Linked DNA regions of Homo sapiens: region 2 is linked to region 1. A link is an interaction called in ENCODE POLR2A ChIA-PET data of the cell type or tissue named here. Cell type or tissue: MCF 10A. All regions are shown on one strand. Each heading gives the region's core, and the rest is flanking DNA. Links, peaks and the distances in the headings are about the cores only.

Evidence for each region. ChIA-PET counts read pairs that join two places held together with the same protein. Peaks named below come from ENCODE experiments on the same cell type or tissue, not always from the same donor. Only the 100,000 strongest peaks of a DNase experiment are listed, where the experiment ranks them.
Region 2: POLR2A ChIA-PET joins it to region 1 with 5 read pairs; 2 of 35 experiments call an interaction of 5 or more read pairs at or near these places.

What each region holds. Positions count from the first base shown.
Region 1 is chr12:124,684,850-124,701,973 of GRCh38, forward strand. No RefSeq gene overlaps it. Among named protein-coding and RNA genes, the nearest start is that of NCOR2, 130 kb to the left of the region's middle. RefSeq lists enhancers at 1-503, 504-1,046, 3,086-3,807, 9,970-10,471. In MCF 10A, for the core only: no CTCF peak of the experiment used is centred there; no DNase peak of the experiment used is centred there.
Region 2 is chr12:124,410,381-124,412,880 of GRCh38, forward strand. All of the region lies in intron 15 of NCOR2 (nuclear receptor corepressor 2), which reads right to left. Among named protein-coding and RNA genes, the nearest start is that of MIR6880, 74 kb to the left of the region's middle. RefSeq lists enhancers at 1,815-2,442, 2,443-2,500. In MCF 10A, for the core only: no CTCF peak of the experiment used is centred there; a DNase peak (open chromatin) is centred at 1,311.

The DNA of each region.
Region 1 (17,124 bases), core at 6,680-9,179:
ACTCCAGAGTATCCAACCTTCAAAGCACTGTGGCTCATTCCCTGAACAACGGTGCCAGGTAATTCACAAAGCAACCCTCTGCACACCACAGTTTGCTCCAGTCTCCAAAGCAAGTCCTACTCAGAGTCTCCCCCGAGCAGACGAAGAGAAGCCAGACCTCTCTCCACTTCAGGCAGTGGATGCTTTTTGGGGGCTGGCATAAAGGGAGTAAGGAGGGCATGAGTTTTCACAAAGTCAAAATGAAACTGCTAACAACACGGCTCTGTCTCCCAAGAGTGACTCACCCAGTGAAAACCAGAATATTGTTCCGAGTGTCAAAATCTGCAGAACAGCCTCCAGGATTTGGGTCTTATCCAGCTTAAATGAGCCAAAACACTCCTGCATCTTCCTGGGGTTCCTGGTGAAGGGCGTGTTGTCTTTTCCCTTTAGCCCTTGTTTTGGAAAGCTCTGAAGAGGCACCCAGGAGGTCAGCAGACAGCAGCCTAGCCGCTTCCTTCTCCAGGACAGCATTCGGGCAGCTTTGAAATGCCTCCCAGCGCTCGCCTTCTGCAATCCCCAAACTTATGCTGCTGGCATGCTGGCTGCCACAGAGCGCAGAGAACACCAGGACCCCGGTGGGAGGCAGAAAAAATATTCCTTAGGAGAATCATCACCCCACCTCGCGCTGGAGGGCCAGGCACGGCAGAGTTTATCATCATCAGGAGCGAGTTAACTTCGAACAGGGGAGAAATGCTTTTAGAGTAATTGTATTAGCCCTGGATTCCAGAATGCCTTTTCCATTCTTTTAAGGAACATTCTGTGCATCCTTGTGCCCTCCGTAGAGCAGGGGGAGACTGACGGGTTTGTAGGTGGAGAAAAACGTGAGACATTTTTAGCTCCCGGTTTTATTCATGAGAAAATTTGCCAGGTGATCCTGGAGCGTGACAGCTTGTCTTGTGGAGTTTGCCAGGGCGCCATGGTGCTCCTGGGTATACTCTGGGTGCATACGTGAATCCACAGTGAGCCACATGCAAATCAGGACAATTGGACCAGGGTCAGTCTTCAGCCCTGATGGGGACTGAGAGAACAGGGAGGGGAATGACAGCAGCTAACGCTTATCTAGTGCTTCCTGTGGGCTGGACGAGATCCTGAGCACTTTGCGTGTATTAACATTTAACTCGGATAATGACCCAACAAGGGAAGTACTAATATGATCTCCATTTAAGAGACAGGGAAGGCGAGGCGCAGAAAGGTTAAGTAACTTGCCCAAGGTCACACAGCTAGAAAATTGCCCGCCTAGGGCAATTTCACCCCAGCTCCGTGGCAGTGAAAAGATTGCAGTCGTGATAGTCAGGATGACATCACTCCCTATCCTTGCCTGATGAGTCCCCGTGGGGGATCTTGGAAGGCTTCTTACAGGAAGTGGAGACAGACTCCAAGGTGAGGTTTTCCTTGAAGGAAGCGTGGGATTCTAACTGGCAACTGGGGCAGAAACAGCATTCAGTGTGGCAGGATGGGCGGGTGCGGAGGCTGGGAGGAGGGAAAGGGGCTGCTGGTGAGAAAACTGTGGAGCCAGAACTTGGTGTGGGTGAAAACCCAGGCATACAGTCAGTGCTCAATAAATGGCAGCTTGGACATTAATTGGAGGCCAGGAGGCAGTATCTTGGCTGCTGCTTCCTGGCTGGGGTCCAGCATCCAGCATCCTCAGTGATTCCTGGGAGCCACGGCCCAGCTCCAGGGCAGGGTCCTGATTGGTCCAAGGTGATCACGCCCCTAACCAGAGATTGGGCTAGTCATGGTCATGTGACACAGTTTGACCAACTGCTGGCAAGAATCTAGGAATGCTTTTTCTCACCCTCAAAAAGCCGCTCTCTATCCAAGAAGGCCCTTGTGTGAGTTAGCTATTGCTGCATAACAAAATGCCCCCACACTTAGCCTCTGGGAACAGTGATGTATTTTCTCAGCTTCTGTGGGTCTGGAATCTCGGGGGCACTTACTGGGAGGTTCTGGCGCAGGGTCTCCCTTGAGGTCTCCAGCAGTGGAAAGGTCAGCTCTGGTTGCCGTCATCTGAAGGCTCCTGTTCAGGCTTTCTCCCTCCATCTGAAAGGCTTCCGAGGTCGGCTTGCCCAGTCCCAGCCTGCTGGGCACAGAACCTTGGCTTTTTCCTGATACAAGAGTTCCAGCTCAAACATCACCTCCTCTGAGAAGCTTTCCAAGATCACCTTATAAAAAGTGGCCCCTCCCTGTCCTGCCAGTGAGTCTGCATCCTGTCCCCACATGCCTTACTGCCTCCGGGCCTGAGGTTCTCTCTCTACTGTTTGCCATTTTTCCCCCTCCTTTTATAATTTACGTCTCTGTTGGTCTCCCTACCCCCTCACTAAAATGTACATTCCTGACAGTCCAGACCGTTGCCTGTTTTGTCGTCTGCTAGATTTCCCAGAGTTTAGCATAGTGCCTATAAGTAGTAGGTGCTCAATTAAAGATACGTCTATATTGAATGAATGCATGAATGAATAATTGAATGAGTGGATATTCAGCAGCTGTAGAAGTGGTCTAGGACATCAGGCAACACCAAAGAACCAAGGAAGAGGTTAATAACTCTCTGACACTGTGTGTGTCTGTGTGTGTGTGTGTGTGTTTGTGTGTGTATCTTTCTCTCTCCTGTCTCTTCCTCTCTCTACCCCCCATCTCTCTATCTCTCCTGTTTCTTTCTGTCTCTCCCCGACACCCCCTGCCATCAGGCTTCCTGCCGCAACACACACACCCTCTTCCTCCAGCTGCCTGCATCCAGGTCCCCTCCCTAAGTTTCACTTTCAAAGCCCCCAGATTCAACCTTCTCTGCTTTGCTTCCAAACTGGCTTCTCCAGCCTCAACCCCACCTCCATCCTGTGCCTGCCAGCTCTGGGAGGTCACCTACAGAACAAAAATGACACGGGATTGGGAGTCAGGCAGATCTGGCCTGTGTTGAGGCCTTCCCAGCCATATGACCTCAGGGAAGTCACCTCCTGTTCTGAGCCCCAGTTTCCTCATCTGTACAATGGCGCAGTGAGACCACTCAAAGTAAAGAGCGCATCGCCTCCCTGAACATGGGGTTACTTTAGGGATAGAGGGACAACGAGGTTGCCCGTGACAATCCCCCCACCTCCCATCCCCCGGAAGCCCACAGTGACTTCAGTTCTCTCAAGTTTGCCCGGGCAGCCGCCCCTCCTCTGCAGCTGCTCCCCAGAGAGTGTGAATGCTTAAACGGCCAATATTTTCCCCGGCTCAGCACAAAGCACCGTCATTGCAGGGCAGCCAGGAAGGGCTGTTAGCTTGATTGGGTTCTTTTTCATCTCCACATCAGCTGTTAAGCGGCTCAGCTCATGCAGGGGAAACTGCTTCTCGACTGCCCAGTGCTGGCGTGGGGCTTGGAGGAGTTGTTAAGAAACAGCAAGAATGTGGCCCCATTGCACACCCTCCAGAGGCCAGACTCTTGAAGCACCCCCTCTCCCAGCTCAAAGCCAGCAATAGCTCTGTATTTCCACCCCAGGCATCGATCCAGAGCCCCCTCCTCCTCCCCCTATGTGCTGATGGGTTCCCCCAACAGGACCCCCCCCCCCATTTCCTCCCAGATCTCTCCTTTCTATTTGAGGAAGAGAATTTTTTTTCCAAAGTCCTCCTGATGTGCTGGAGGTAGGGGAACAGTTACTTTCAAACACACTGGTAACTGCGTCTGCTTCCTAAGGGAAGTGACATAACTCATTCCAATGGGAACATGAATTCCTACATCATCCCCCTCTAATAACAACAAATATAACAAGACAGGTATGGTGCTGAGTGTTTTCCACAAATGCACTCAAGTAAGCCTCAGGGCAACCCTAAGAAAAAGGTATTAGCTGCATTCCCATTTTATAGACCAGGTTACAGAGGCACAGAGAGGGTAAGTAACGTGCTTGAGGTCACACAGCCAATGAAGGGAGGGGCTGCCGTTGGAACTCAGACCTTCTGGCTCCCTGAGCCTGCTCACAAAGGGGAAGGGAAAGGTGGACAAGGCCCGAAGCCAGTTCCTCTGTGAGGCCAGGGCATGCCGAAGGAATAGGGGCCATCTCCTCAGCAGGACACCATAATGAGGCTTTGGAGATGTGAGGGGAGCCCAAGCTTGGGAGGGGCCTGGATAGGAAAGTCTGGGAGCTAGAGTTTCCTGGAGAGGCTGAGAGGAAGAGACTGGAAAACAGGGAAGTTGGAGAATCTCAAAAAAAAAAAAAAAAAAAGTGGAGCAGCGTGGTGCTGTGAAACCACTCCATTCTCCCCAAATTTTAACAAAGTTTGATGCACCCAGAAATAATCCAGGCTAGGGGTAGGGGATGGGAAAGAGGAATCACAGAGAGGTGGGTAGCCAGAGATAAAAACCCAACTTTTAGAATTTTATCATTTTGGGCCGGGCATGGTGGCTCACACCTGTAATCCCAGCACTTTGGGAGGCCAGGCAGGTGGATCACCTGAGGTCAGGAGTTCGAGACCAGCCTGGCCAGCATGGTGAAACTGCGTCTCTACTAAAAATACAAAAATTAGCTGGGCATGGCGGCACACAGCTGTAATTCCAGCTACTTGGGAGGCTGAGGCATGAGGATCGCTTGAACCCGGGAGGAGGCAGAGGCTGCAGTGAGCTGAGATCACACCATTGCACTCCAGCCTGGGTGGCAGAGCAAGACTCCATCTCAAAAAAAAAAAAAAAAAAAAAAAAGAATTTTATCATTTTGTGTAACTAAAAAGTCTAGGGGGTACTTCAGGCATGGCTTGATTCGGGGGCTCAACAAACACCATCAGTCCTTCTGTATCTTGGTGCTGCTTTCCTCTAGACTGGGTTGTCTCTCAGGCAGGTCTGGGCACATCCCACCAGCATAGCAACTCTGCAAAGAGAGACCTTCTTTCCCAAGTGGTTCCAGCAAAAGTCTCAGGGAAGGTTCTTATTGGCCTGACCTGGTCACAGGGACTATCCCTGAACCAATTGCCATGGTAATGGGGCAGAGTCTGCCCCACCCAAACTACATGGGTGAAGAGAAGGAAAGGATTCTTCCCCAAAGGAACATGCAAGGGGACTTTCCTCCTAGAAGGAAACAGTCTGGACAGGGAGGGCCGCAGATGTCTGCTGCAGGGCTGAGTTCCCTGTCTGGGGCCATGAGGTGAGGAGAAGGGAGGAAAGCATAGTCGTAGCACAGACTCCACCAGTGAGGCTGGGAAGTTCCGAGCCAGAGCTCAACAACCAGATGCACTGCCCTGGCTGTCCACACTCACCTGTAACTACACAGAAATCCTGCCAGGGGCACTTGGCTGTCTGCAGAATGGGCGAGAAGAGAGATGCCTAGAAAATAGAGGACAGAGAGGTTGAACAGTAACCTGCCTCAACTTCTCTTTCTGTAAGATGGGTTCAAAAACAGCACCGAGCTCACAGGGCTGTGAAGAGGAAAGGGGTTGATAGCTATGAAGTGCTCAGGACGGTGGCATAGGAAACACGCAATGGACATCTAATTCTTTGCCAACGTGGCCACACAGAACTGCCGTGATCCCACTGCCGCACCTGGGCCTAGGCCTTTTCCTCTGCCACCTTCTCAATCACATCTGGTCCTCCTCCGTGAAGCCTTCCTGGAATTCCCAGTGCGCTCTGGCCAGACCCCTGGAGCCCCACAGCCCTGGGTGTGAGCCCTGGCTCTGCTCCTCCACCCTGAGAAGGTGCCTTCACCTCTGTGAGCCAGCTTTCTCTTCTGGAAAATGTGGATAATTAAAAGCACCTAGGAGGGTACTAGTGCACTCCGAGCAACACCGAGAGGCTGTGGTTTCTCTGGAGCTGGGGTCCCCTTCCTGGCATCTCTCAGTGCCTTGGGGAAACCCTGTCTATGATGCCGAAAGACTCAGATTGTAGTACTCAAGATTCAGAGTGGGCCCAAGGTCTCCCCCAATAGGCTGTGTGACATTGAGTAAGTCACTTTCCCTCTCTGAGCCTCAGTTTCCCCGTGGTAATCCCTTCCTCACAGAGCAGTTTGGAAGCTGGCAGGAGCCTCTGATGCAGTGCCTGAGACAGGCAGATATTCCATCAATGGGCATTCTCTCTTCCCCTAGCTACCGGCACAAATGACACCTTCTCTGAGCAGTCTTCCCTGATTGCCCAGCTGCAGTGAACCCTTGGCATGGTCTCTTGCCTGCACGGTGAACTCCTTGGAAGTTCAGATCAGGCTGCTAGTGCCTTTAGGGTCTCCAGGACCTGGTGCATGTCCCTGTTAATAGTATTCTGGAGATTTTGAGATTGATGACAATGATAATGACAATTTTTAAAATGTCATTTGAGACCTCCTGGGTCTCCTTAATCTTTCTCCTGCTTTAATTTTAGTTTAACTTGACTTGAAGTTGTCTTCAGATCCTCTTTTGCAAGGATGCAAGTATAAACAAAGTCATAAATCCTGCATCTGCTCAGAGCCAGCTCTGACAGGCAAGCCTCTGTGTGCCAGTCTGGAGTGGAATCTCGCCTTCAATGATGACCCTTCAGTTCAAGCAGGGTTTCATGGCCTGTGAGGCTGTTGGCAGTGGGACACACAGATGACCACTTCTTGTCATAGTTGTGTGTTTATTTTAACTAGAAATTGCATTTGGCTGCATATATCAGAAAACCCAAATAACAGTGGCTTACCCAAATAAGAGGTTTCTGTTTCCCTCTTAACAAGACATCTGGAGGTGGCCTGTTCAAGGCTGGGAAGGTAGCCCCATCACTCCATGAATACCCAGGCCCTTTTCTACCCCTTTAATCCTCATAGTCACCTATGGTCACAAAGTGGCTGCTGTACCTCCAGCATTGCATCTAGATTCCAGGCAGGAAGAGAAAAAAGAGAATAGGGCAAAAGACCTGCACTAGCTTCCTGCACTGCCACCCACCCACTTTCACCTTTTAAAGAGCTTTTATGGAAGCCCCACCCAAGGACATCCACTTACATCTTATTGGCCAGAGCTGTGTCGTGGAGCAACCCCTACTTGCAGAGGAAGCTAGAAAAGGTGGGATTCAAACTATCTTGAACAAAATTAGGGTTTTATTAGTGAGGAAGGTGGGGGCAGAGTGGGTGTTGGGAAGGCATCCGGTAGCACGGACCACACATAATCCAAACCTTTGATTTTGCTGGAATTCTTACTTAGACCAGTGGTTCTCACACTTGAGAATGTGTGCAAATCTCTTAGGGGGCTTATGAGAACACAGGGAGCTTCCCCCCGACATCAGAATGCCTGATTCAGTGAGTCCAGGGTGGGCCTGAGTTTACATCTCTAACAAGCTCCCAGGTGATGCTGAGGTTACTGGTGTGGCACCACACTTTGAGAATTGCTGGCTCTCACGGCTCAAGTTGGTACTTGAGTAAAAGCATGTGAGTTGATTTTAGAAGAAGAAAACAGTAGTTTAGATGCATTATCAGTTAGGATCCCACTAGAAAACAGAGGAGGGTATGCTGACACAGGAAATGGAGAAGCGCTAACTAATCAATTATCTGCAAAGGTGTGAGCAGGGGGTAGAGAAGCCCTTCCCCTCCAGTAGCAACAGTGAGGAGCTATCACCACACCTGAAGGTAAGTTACCAGAACCTGAAGAGGGTGGCTGTAAGAGAGGACCACCCCATAGGAGCCCTATCCTTTGTTGGAGGGATGCAGCCAACCTGGGACATTGCAGAGAGGAACTGGGGCTGTAAACACCCCCTGGCCTCTTTCTCTACCTGCTTCCAACCTCTAGCTGGACACCCAAGGGCTGGAAGCCAACAGGCCTAGATGAACAGAGTGAAGATTGGGCCTGGAGTGACACACTAAAGATGTCCAGCACAGACAGAAAATATCATGACACCAGGATATCCAGGAGCAACTGTTTGGCAAACAACAATTTAAAGCAGGCAACTCAGCCAGCTCATTCATTCATTCATTCATTCAATTATTCACTGGGGCACCTGCTGTGTACCAGGCACTTACTAGGTGCCAGGGATTAAGAGATGAATTAATCATGACCCCAATCCAGAGAGCTGCCATCTGCTGAGGTCCGAGGCACTCTGGTGGTGGGCAGGTGGGGTCATCTTCCCCAGTCCCTGCCATAGCCCACCCAGCCAGACTCACGGTGCCTGCCACAGATCTCATCTGCTTGTCACTCAAATTCCACTGTGATTTAATCTTTCATTAAAGTTTAACTATGGGGGAAAGACTGCAAAAAAAAATCACCTGCTCCATCACACATCGCAATGTTTTTATGCACTAAAACAGGAGCTGCAGGAATAGGCTGACGGGATTTGGCTGGGATTAGGGACAAAATGAATCTAAACCACTGGGTGCCCGTGCGTCCCCGTGGGAATACCCTGTAAACCTTTATGCATATAGATTTATATCGGCGAACTCTTGATTATGGTATTTGTTTTCCTGGGCTGCAAACAAAACCTCAGCCCTCAGCGGTCCCCTCGCTGCCGCGTCAGCCGCACACAGAATGTCTCCAGGCTCCACAGCCAATAACAAAAATGATGAAGAATCTGATGCAGACGTGGATAATTGCTGTGGCTTCCTCCCGTGAATTTAAATAGCTTTCTTGAGTTACTGCTTTTGACAAGATCAATAAAATTGAGCTACTGCTGTATCAGGCCTTTCGGCAGATACATAGGGAGCTAGGCTTCTGGGGCTGACTGTTCAACAGTGACCCCAGCTCTCCCAGCAGGCCGGTGAGGGGCTTGGGGGCGTGCACGGAGTGAGGCCAGGAATGGGCTAGAGGGGCCAGTGCAGGACAAACACACGAACTTCAAGATCCTGGCCATGGCTGGATCTCACACTTGTAATGTCAGCATTTTGGGAGGCTGAGGCAGGAGGATTGCTTGAGCCCAGAAGTTCAAGACTAGCCTGGGCAACATAGTGAGACCCTGTCTCTACAAAACTTTAAAAACATTAGCTGGACATGGTGTTCCATACTCGTAGTCCTGGCTACTAGGGAGGCTAAGGCAGGAGGATCCCTTGAGCCCCAGAGGTCAAGGTTGCAGTGAGCTATGATCATGCCACTACGCTGTAGCCAATGTGACAGGGCAATATCCTGTCTCTAAAAAAACAAAAACAGACCGGGCACAGTGGCTCAAGTCTGTAATCCTAATATTTTGGGAGGCCGAGGCGGGTGGATCACTTGAGGTCAGGAGTTTGAGACCAGACTGGCCAACATGGTGAAAACCCGTCTCTACTAAAAATACAAAAATTAACAACTGGGCATGGCAGCGGGTGCCTGTAATCCCAGCTGCTTGGGAGGTTGAGGCAGGGGAATTGCTTGAAACCAAGAGGCGGAGGTTGCAGAGAGCCAACACCGCGCCACTGCACTCCAACCTGGGCAACAGAGTGACTCTGTCTCAAATAAATCAATAAATAATAAAAATAAATAATAAAAAACCAAAAACAAACCAAAAAAACTAGCTCCCAATTGCTGACACTTTCCCTGTATCCCTTCCTCCAAAATTAATTAAGCAAAACTTACCCATATCCTCTGCCTTCTAAAATGACAGGTGGCCAGTGAGGGAACCCAGTCCTTGCTGGGTATTAAAGGGAGGCGCTCAGCACACAGTCCCCACCTTCCAGGAAGCTCATCTGCACTATAACCGAGGCCTCCCGGACACAAAGACTCCCACCACAGGAAGTGGCTCGATGATGGGTTTCACATCTCAAGACCACAGATTCCCTCTAGCAGCGTGGATTTTAGACAGTGGAAAGGTACCAAGATAGAACACTTTTTACCAGGTAATATTCACATGACATAGAATTAACCCTTGCAGCATGTACAGTTCAGTGGTATTTAATCCATTCACCTTTATCTAGTTCCAAGCCATTTTCCTCCCCCAGCCTGTGCAGCTTTGGGCACTTGATGCTCAGCCTCTGTGAGCCTCAGTTTCCTCATCCATGCAGTGGGAACTGACTGCACCTGCCTCACAGGCTGCTGTGAAGATTATGTGGGGAAACAGGGAATGTATTTCACCCAGTGCAGGCCCTTGGGGAGTTTACTGGGGTGAATATCATCCCCGCTCTCCAAATCCATGTCCACCCTGAACCTGTGAATGTGATCTTATCTGGAAACAGGGTTTTGCAGATGGAACCAAGTTAAGATGAGGTCACACTGGAGTAGGCAAGCCCTAAATGAAGTGACTGGTATCCTTATAAAAACAGATGACGCACAAAGGACAGCCAGCCAGTGACGCAGCTGCGTCAAGGAAGGAAGGTCCGGGGTTGCGGGCAGCTGCTAGGAGCTGGAAGGGGCAGGAAGGCTCCTCCGCTAGAGCCTCCAGAGGAAGCACCGCCCTGTGGACACCTTGATTTCTGACTTCTGGCATCCAGAACACTGAGAGAATGCATTTCTGTTGTTTTAAGCCACGCAGCTTGTGGCTTAATTAGTTACGCCAGCCCTAGCCAACAAATAAAGGGAGGCTTCCGCAAGTGGGAGGTGTTCTCATGGTTACTGGAGTTATTCAGCACCCTGACCGGCCAGGAAGGCAGGCTGGGGCAGAGGACCCAAGGAGGCTGAATGGCTGGGGAGAAAGCCCTGGCAGGCTCACAGGGCAGCCCCCCACTCTCCAAGTGGCAGTTCCACAGCCAGCTCCCAAGGTGCACCCCGTACTCTGTCATACCCCCAAACCGTCCCCTCCAGGTACAGGATCAGCTGGGGGCTGTCATGGCCCACGGCAGTTTCCATTGTCTGGGAACCACGCACCTTGCAGCCTCAGGCTTGTTGCTTTTGATTATACACCCCTTCTCTTCTCTCTTTTTTCATTTTTATTTTCATTTAGAGGTGGAGTCTCACTCTGTCATCCAGGCTGGAGTGCAGTGGTGCATTCATAGCTCACTGCAGCCTTGACCTCCTGGGCTCAAGCGATCCTCCTGCCTCAGCCTCCCGAGTAGCTGGGACTGTAGGCATATGCCAACCACGCTCAGCTAATTTTTGTATATTTCTTGTAGAGATGGAGTCTCACTATGTTTGTTGCCCAGGCTGGTCTTGAACTCCTGGGCTCAAGTGATCCTCTCACCTCAGCCTCCCAAATTGCTAGGATTACATGTGTGAGCCACTGCACCTGGCTGGAAGCATAATCTTTAAAAAAAAATTTTTTTGGAGGAATGGTGGTAAGAGGGAGAGTGCTTGAGGCCTGGTTGGAGGGCAAACCGACAGAGGACGAAGCATGTGACAGTCTGGCAGATGGCAGCCCATGGACCTGGGAGCAGATCCCTGGGAGCTGTCCAAGGTGTAAGTGTGAATGGCAGATGCTGTGCTGGCCAGGACGTGCTGGATGAGGCGTCCCAGGGGCATCACAGGACCAAACCTCCCTCCAGCTTCTCAGGCCTCACAGAGGGCTCAGGTCTTGATCAAGGACCGGCTTTGGTGGGTTGGGGTTAGGGTCAGAGGTGGGCATTGAATGAGGGCCAGTCCTAAGCTAAGTTGAGGTGTAGGGCTGGGATGATGAGAGAAGACCCTTTGCGGGTCTTCAGACCTCTAGACTCAAATGCCAGGTGCAGAAGGAGAGGTGAGTCATTTTTGAGAGGAGCTGAGCACAAGTGTCACCTGCCCCTGCTGGAAGCCATTAGCTGACCTCTTTAGACACAGGTGGAGGCTCCTGGGGCAGAACACCAGAATGTCAATCAACATTATTCTCAAGAGGGGCATGGGTCACCTGAAATTAGAGAATCCCCCTGGAGAAGACTGTGCAGCGAGTGATTCCACTCAAAACCCCCTTCCAGCCCAGCCGCCCATGAATGAGAGGCTCTCCCCTGAAATGCTTGGTACTCCAGGAGCAAATACCACTAAAACTTCCTACCTGATCTCCCTCTGAGGTAGGAGGCAGGACTCAACTCGAGGCAGAGCTCAGACACTGGACCAAATTGAGGACTATCTAAAATAGGAGCAGGGCAGAAGCAACTTTCTATAAGACACACCCACCAGTGTGCCATGTCAGTTTACCATTGCCATGGCAACACCTGGACGTTATCACCCCTTTCCATGGCAATGACCTGATGACTCAAAAGTTACCACCTTTTTTCTAGAAGTGTCTGGATAACCCACCCCTTAATTGCATATCATTAGGAGTGGGTATAAAGGAGACTGCAGGGCTGCCTCTGAGCTGCTGCTCTGGGCACACTGCCCGATCTCCCAGTGCCTCTGCTGCTGCCCTGCACTGCGGCTGCAATCAAACACCACCAGCTTGCCCTTGAATTCTTTCCTGGGTGGAGCCAAGAACCCTCCCAGGCTAAGCCCTGATTCTGGGGCTTGCCTGCCCTACATCACCTTAACCCCAAACTGGGGCTCTAGGAATTCCTGTTTCCATCAGCAACAGTTATTTTCCCCAGAGAGCCCAAAGCAGACCAAAAGAGGCAAAGCAGTGGGGAAAAAACAAGCCCACTCCATTTGCAATGTCCTTCTGCTCATTTCCACCTGGTAAAATCCATATCAAAAGCCCCCAGGGGATGCTGGGGAGATGTGGGCTGGGGAAGAGCAGTTCAGGCTTCCCCTCCAGTGGGTTGATGCAGATAGCAGGAGGCTGATGAACCTTGCTGAGGACAGATCAAAAGATGCTGTCTCATTATGGGGCTTCCAGATCATGGCAGATTACCCTTATGTCTGCTTTAGCCCATATATATATATATATATATTTAGACGGAGTCTCACTCTGTCACCCAGGCTGGAGTGCAATGGCATGGTCTTGGCTCACTGCAACCTCCACCTCCTGGGTTCAAGTGATTCTCATATTTTAGCCTCCCGAGTAGCTGAGATTACAAGCATGCGCCCATATGTCCAGCTAATTTTTATGTATATATTCATTTATTTATTTATTTTTTAAGACAGTCTCACTCTGTTGCCCAGGCTCGACTGCAGTGGCTTGATCTCGGCTCACTGCAACCTCTGTCTCCTGAGGTTCAAACAATTCTCCTGCCTCAGCCTCCCGAATAGCTGGGATTACAGGCGCCCGCCACTATGCTCAGCTAATTTTTTGTATTTTTAGTAGAGACAGGGTTTCTCCATGTTGGCCAGGCTTGTCTTGAACTCCTGACCTCGTGATTCGCCCGCCTCAGCCTCTCAAAGTGCTGGGATTACAGGCATGAGCCACGGCGCCTGGCCAATTTTTGTGTTTTTAGTAGAGATGGGGTTTCACCATGTTGGCCAGGCTGGTCTCAAACTCCTGGCCTCAAGTGATCCACCCGCCTCAGCCTCCCAAAGTGTTGGGATTACAGGCGTGAGCCGCAGCACCCAGCCTGCCTTAGCCCATATTTTACATGATTGCTAAGGGTCTGGGTGTCTGGAGACGGGGTGATGCGCAGCCAGGTTAGAGACCTGCCTTTTTCAACCAAGCTCTGCTGTGCCCAAGTGCACAAGGCACCCCTCGGCCTGCATTCCCTTGGAAGTCTTTGGCCGCATAAATGTTATCACAAATCTGGGTTCCTGACGGTGGTAGATACCAGCCTGAACTATGCACGAGGCCCGACAGCTCTCAGAAGAAGGCTGGTTTGAATTTCTGAAGCCAAACCAAACACTGGCTCAAAAACATTTTCTTATTATCTCATTCCCTGACTACGGAACAATCACCCCATTGAAAAACCACAAGCCCGCCCAAGTTTTAAATTAAACCTCTTGAGTTTTCCCTGTGAGAGCAGATAAAATCCTTCCAGCTTATGTTTTAAGGAAAGAATTTGGGGTGTGTGTGCGTGTGTGTGTGCGTGTCTGTGTATTTCCCCTAAACCTATGTTCTTTTGTTGGGTTCCTGAGCACGCTGTTGAAATATTTCACTTGAGGACATCATTACATTTCATGGATGTTGAAGTATCCTTCCAGGAGCAGCTACTCCACGGCTGTTTGGATTTAGAATGCAGCTCTTTTGGGAAGGAAGAGATAAGTCCTCTTCCAAGAAGTAAGCTTCCCAGAGTGGCCTTGAAGGGCTGAGATGAGATTCTTGCAAGAGGTATTCAGTCCCCACCCGCGTATTTGTTCATTAGATGCCGACCGTAGGCTCTGAAAATCCACTGTGTGAAAAATCTCAAGCTGTAGGCTGGCAAGGAGATTGAGAAGACAGAGAGGGTTTTGTTCCTCAGCTGGCGTCAGAAGAAGCCTAAGCTCTACTCTTGGCCCCACTCAGAGCAGCTGGGCTAATGCTGGCCCATGTCTTTGCCTCTCAGCATCTCAGTTGCCTTATCCCTAAAGGAGGAATGCGCATAGGGGCTCCTACTACAGAATTCCCAACAGCGAAAGCCTGAGAAGATGCTACTACTATACTGTTGTGCAGTCATTCAACAAACATTTGCTGAGCACCTACTGTGTGCTGGATTCTGTTTTAGGCACTTGGGAGACAGCAGGAAACTAGACAAGCAGCATCCCTGCCTGCCTGGTGCTAACATTCTGGAAGGTGGAAAAACTCGTCTTTCGAAAGCTAGGAATCATTTCTGATTTTGTTTTGGAAGTGACGTTGGGCTTTTGATGGTGCCTGGTACGTAATAGGTTGTTGATTATTTTCTCTTTTTTAATGAATGGTGAATAACCCACACCATGAGGAAAGGGCTTGGAGATAGTGTGTGCTTAGGGGAGAGGCGGGATTCTGGCTGCTGGAGGTTGCTGTCCTATACCTCCTGGGCACTGGTAATACTGGGGACCCCATGTAGCACCCTTGACCCATCTGAGACATTCCTGAGCACCCCTCCCTGAGAACAGTGAGCACAGACACCAGGCCACCCCAGGTAGAGTCTGACCTCTGCAATCAGTGACAAAAACCAGGCTTTACAGTGAGGGCGGAGCTTAGCGACATGGAGCAGCTTCTCCATTCAATCCCAGAGGGATTCTGTGCACATTGGAGTGTGTGGACAACGCTTACAAACGGAGATGTTCCATCTCAGTTCTTGAATATGAAGAACTGTGTCCTGCAAGGTTGCTGCAAGGATTGCTGCACGTAGAGGGTCTCCTGTGTGCCAGGCATGGCTAGGGGGCCAGGGACACAAAGGACTAGACAGGGGGTCGAAGGCTCAAAATCATATTCAAGATGAGGAAACTGAGGCTCAGAGACGCTAAGCACACTTCCAAGGTCATACAGCCAATGAGCGGGAGAGCCAGGATTTGGACCGCTGACCACCTGGTTTCCAAACCTGGTCTCCCTTCACCCCTCCTCCCCGCTCCACGCCTGCAGTCTCCAGGACGGAGAAAGTCCTTTTCACTTAGCGTTCCACTTGTGTCCTCATTAGAACTCCTACTTGCGGCCGGGCGTGGCAGCTCACGCCTGTAATCCCAGCACTTTCGGAGGCTAGAGGCAAGACAGGCAGCGTCAACAAGCAGAGCTGCTGGGGCACGGCGATAGGGACTGGAAGGGAGTGGAGTGAAGTGACCATGACAGAGGGAGTGCCTGCCACATCTAAAGGCCAGTTTCCAACAATTGTCACATAAGAATGCAGGGCCCGGGGTCACCAGATCTGATTACTTATTTGTTTTATTTATTTTTTTTTTTAGACAAGGTCTTACTCATTCTGTCACCCAGGCTGGAATGCAGTGGCACGATCACGGCTCACTGCAGCCTCAACCTCCCAGCCTCAAGCAATCCTCCTACCTCAGCCTCCTGAGTAGCTGGGACCTCAGGCGCATGCCATCACACCTGGTTAATTTTTGTTTTGTTTTGTTTTTTGTAGAGTGGAGGTCTCGCTATATTGCCCAGGCTGGTCTCAAACTCCTGGGTTCAAGTGATCCCTCCTGCCTCAGCCTCCCGAAGAGCTGGGATTACAGGCGTGAGCCACCATGCCCAGCCCAGATCTGATTTTTTTAACAGAGCCCAGATTTTTAATGTGAAACATCCTACCTTTTAAATGATGCCAGTTAATGTTTTAAAAAATAATGAATCTCTGTGCAAGAGCAGCTAAGCACATTTGTGGCCCACCAGTGGACAAACTCTGAGTTAGACATTGTGGCAGCTGGGGAGGGGGCTCCTGCTTTCACTGAATTTGCAGGCCCCGGGGGAGCTGGCTGTGAGGAAGCCAGTTCTCAGCTCTGGAGTGACCATGTGTGGTGGGTTCTACAGCGGGGAAGCACTGTGGGCTGGGCGAGTGCGTTCTTCCAGGAGGAGGATTTGGCTCTGCCCTGACGGCTGAGTGTGGGGTGAAGGGGAGCGGGCAGGAGGCTGGGGAAGGTCAGGCCCTGCAGAGGAAATGGCTTCAGCAAAGGCTTGGCAGAGGGACTTGGCCCCGGCCATCTGCACATCCGAAGGGCATCCAGCGTGTCCCTTGGCAACACAAGGAGCAGTTACTCCATCCCTCACTCAGTGGAAAAGGAGGGCAGCCCCTTCTTGATAACTGTGCCATGCTCAGGAATCGCCAGCCAGAGCGGCAGTGAGTAGAGGGCAGGTCAGGCTGGCCTGGGGTCCCTGGCCCCATGTACTGGCTGGAAACCGGAGCCTCCTTGGGGGCCTCTCTGTGCCTGCCATTATCCACTCCAGTCTTAGCTCCTAGACCCTGCCTGGCCCTCTCTTTCCTGAAGGAGGGAACCTGGAAACGCACTTCAGATTCCTCGGTGCTTATGTACTGTTTGGGGCGAGGCCTGGCACATTCCAGAACAAATGGAATTAGCAGGCAGTGAGGGGGGAGTAAGCTCCACAGGGAGGAGGCGGGATAGAGGCAGCAGAGGGAGGCCGCTGGCCTGGGTTTTGCTCCTCCTGGCAGGGTCTGCATGGAGCTTTGGCCCTCAGTCTTCCTCTCCCCAGCCTCTACTGTTCCAGATCACCATGGGGTCTCGGAGAGGGGCTCTTAGTCAGGAGGAAATCCTCCAGGGTCAAAGCCAAGGTTAAAGTGACTTCCGTGTGAGCATCTTCTTCCTACCCAGCACCGGTTTATGATGAACAGACAGCGAAGGCTCCATTGCAACTGGAGGTGGGTTTGGAGGCAAAGCTGGAGGGGACCCACTGTGTTCCAGCTATCCGTTTGGAACAACTGCCACTTAGGAGCCCAGAACCTTCTCTGGCAGACTCTCCATTGAGAATGTTCATATCCAGGACTGTGCATACAGTCAGTACTCAATAAATGCACTTTTTTTTCCCAAAGGGCCAGGTGTCACAGCTCATACCTGTAATCCCAGTGCTCTGGGAGGACAAGGCAGGAGGATCACTTGAAGCCAGGAGTTCGGGACCAGCCT
Region 2 (2,500 bases), core at 1-2,500, 280 kb before region 1:
AACATCCCTGACTGCAGGACGTGGGGAGCCCCCAACTGTCTCCCCACCTAGCACAAAGCTGGGCAGGAAACCAGAGACATCTGCTCACTTCAACCCTAAAACTGCACCCAATCCTGCCCAGCCCAGCTGGCCCTGACTGGAGAGGACCCAGCCACCTCCTCTGGCAGGCCTGGGAAAGTCGGCACCACCGGAAGGCTGTGGGCCCATCCTGGCCCAGCCCCAAGCAGGCAGCAGGTTTGAAACAAGATACAAGCCCTCGGCCTGGGAGCTGAAACACAGCCTGGGGTGATCTGGCCCGCCCTGCCACCGGTCCCCACCATCAAGTGACTTCAGCACCTAGGGCAGGCAGCTAGCCCTGAATACCAACACCCACCGCACAGCGGCTGCCCCTCCCCAGGGACCAAGCCTGGCTGCTCCTGCCCTGGAACAGCCTTCCCGGTCATACTGTTCCCTGTGCAAACTGTCCGAGTGCCACAGCAAGGGGAACAAGGTCACCAGTCCCTCCGCAAAGAGCTGGGAGAGGACAGACGGAGGAGGCAGGGGACAGGGGGCTGTAGTGGGAGGGAGGAGAGAGAAAGGGAGAAAGGTGGGGGAGGAGCAGAGACCTGGAGGAGGAAGGGTGAGAGGAGAGACCCAGGGACAGGGTGAGGAGGGGAGGGGGCGGGGGAGGAGGAAGAGGAGAGATGGGGGAGAGAGAGAAGGGGAGAGAGAGAGAGAGAGCTAGAGACAGAGTTAAAAGACTTAGATGGGGGAAAGAGAGAGAGACGGGAAAGCACATGCAGAGAAACAGACGAGACGTGGACACAGAGATAAAGACACAGAGAAATAGAAAGAGGGAGGAAGACATGGGAAGAGAAACAGACGTAGCCACCCGTGTGCGCGCATACACACACAGAGAGAGAGAGAGAGAGAGAAACCTAGAAAAATGCAGGAGATTCAGAGCCAGGGGCTTGGGCAGAGCAGACCCAGAGGGACAGAGATGGGGAACAGTGGAGAGTGGACGGCAGCAGTCGGGGGCGGAGCCTCGGCCTCCCTGGGCTTCCTTCTTGGACCCAGGCCGGATGACTGGAGCCCAGGACGGGCTGTTCCCGTCTCAGTGTCCCATCTCTGCAGAAAGAGAGGCCCCCTTGGCCACATGAACCCCCATCGCTGCGGGAAGGCCATATTGGCTACCAGGGGCCGGGCCCTGCCACCTGGCCTAGCCAGCCTCACATCCTCGCTCCCCAACGGTCTGCAGTCAGGCCCCAGCATTCCTGGGCTCTGGTTTTGCAATTCACTAGGATAACGCGGCCCTTCCATCAATGAATCATGGACTATAAACCACTGTGCCAGCGCTTGAGCTGTTCCCCGCACCGCCCCACAGTCCGTGATTCACCTCAGGGTGGTGGTGATGGGGCTCGGAGCCCAAGAGAGGATGCTCGGGCCTCAACCCAGCCTCCAGGCTCAAAAGCCGCTCACGGCCGATCTCAGGGGCCAGGTTCCGGGAGGTGGGGGCTCGGCCCTCCCTTGCCAAAGCTCAGGCCTGTGGGGTCTCATGGGGGTGGGTGTGGAGGGGCTAGCATTCCAAAAGCCTATGCCCGGGCCTGCATCCCCGTGTCAGAACACAGAGAAGCTTCCAGAAAGAGGATGGCACCCTCCATTAAACAAGAAGGCAATCCCACCACTCTAAACAGCCATGCACATCCCTCGCCTCCAGCCGGCCACAAGGCTAAGCACCAGTGCCATGGATGCCAAGGTGGGCCAGAGTGAAGGCGGCCGCACACAGCGCGGGTCTGAGTCCAGAGACGTCCCATGGCCAGCACTTTTAATCAAGGACTTTCATATTCCACTTTATAACCATCCAAGTTTCAGAAACGTAACCATCGAAATGACACACAAACTGCTTTGGTACAGGGCACATGGTGTCGGGGTGACAGGGCGGAGAAGGGCCTGGTGCAAGCACTTCAGACAGGGCAGGTGTCCTTGAGATGACACGGTGGCACTGGCGTCTTGCTGCTGGGCTGTGGTTAAGCATTCGGGTGGCCACAGCATCTATGAAGCGTGGCTTTGCAAACATGCAGATGCACAGGCTGCCTCCTGGGCTGGACTGGCCAGACCTCCCTTCTAGAAGGGGCTGGCTGCCATCGGCTGTCAGGCGCGCTGACAATAACTCAGCTCAGAGCTGCCTCATCCAAGTTGGGCCCTGGCCAGGGAGGCCGTTGCCCACCCCAAACACCTGGGAAGGGCCGTTCCAGCTTGAGTGTACTCCCATGGGTGGTCTGGGCTGTGGGGTAGCCCACCTCGGGCTTAACAACCCCTTCAGCCACCCTGCTCCCTGCTCAGGGGCTGACCCCCAGCACCGAGGTTCTCAGCAGCGTCCTAGACCAACGCCTGGGAGCTCCTTGGAAATGCAGAGTCTTGGATCTCGGCCTTATTGTGGGGTGAGGGGTGCGGCCCAGTGACTGGGTTTCCCCAGCCCTTCCGGTGATTCCGACATGCACTCACATCTGAGGACTCAGAC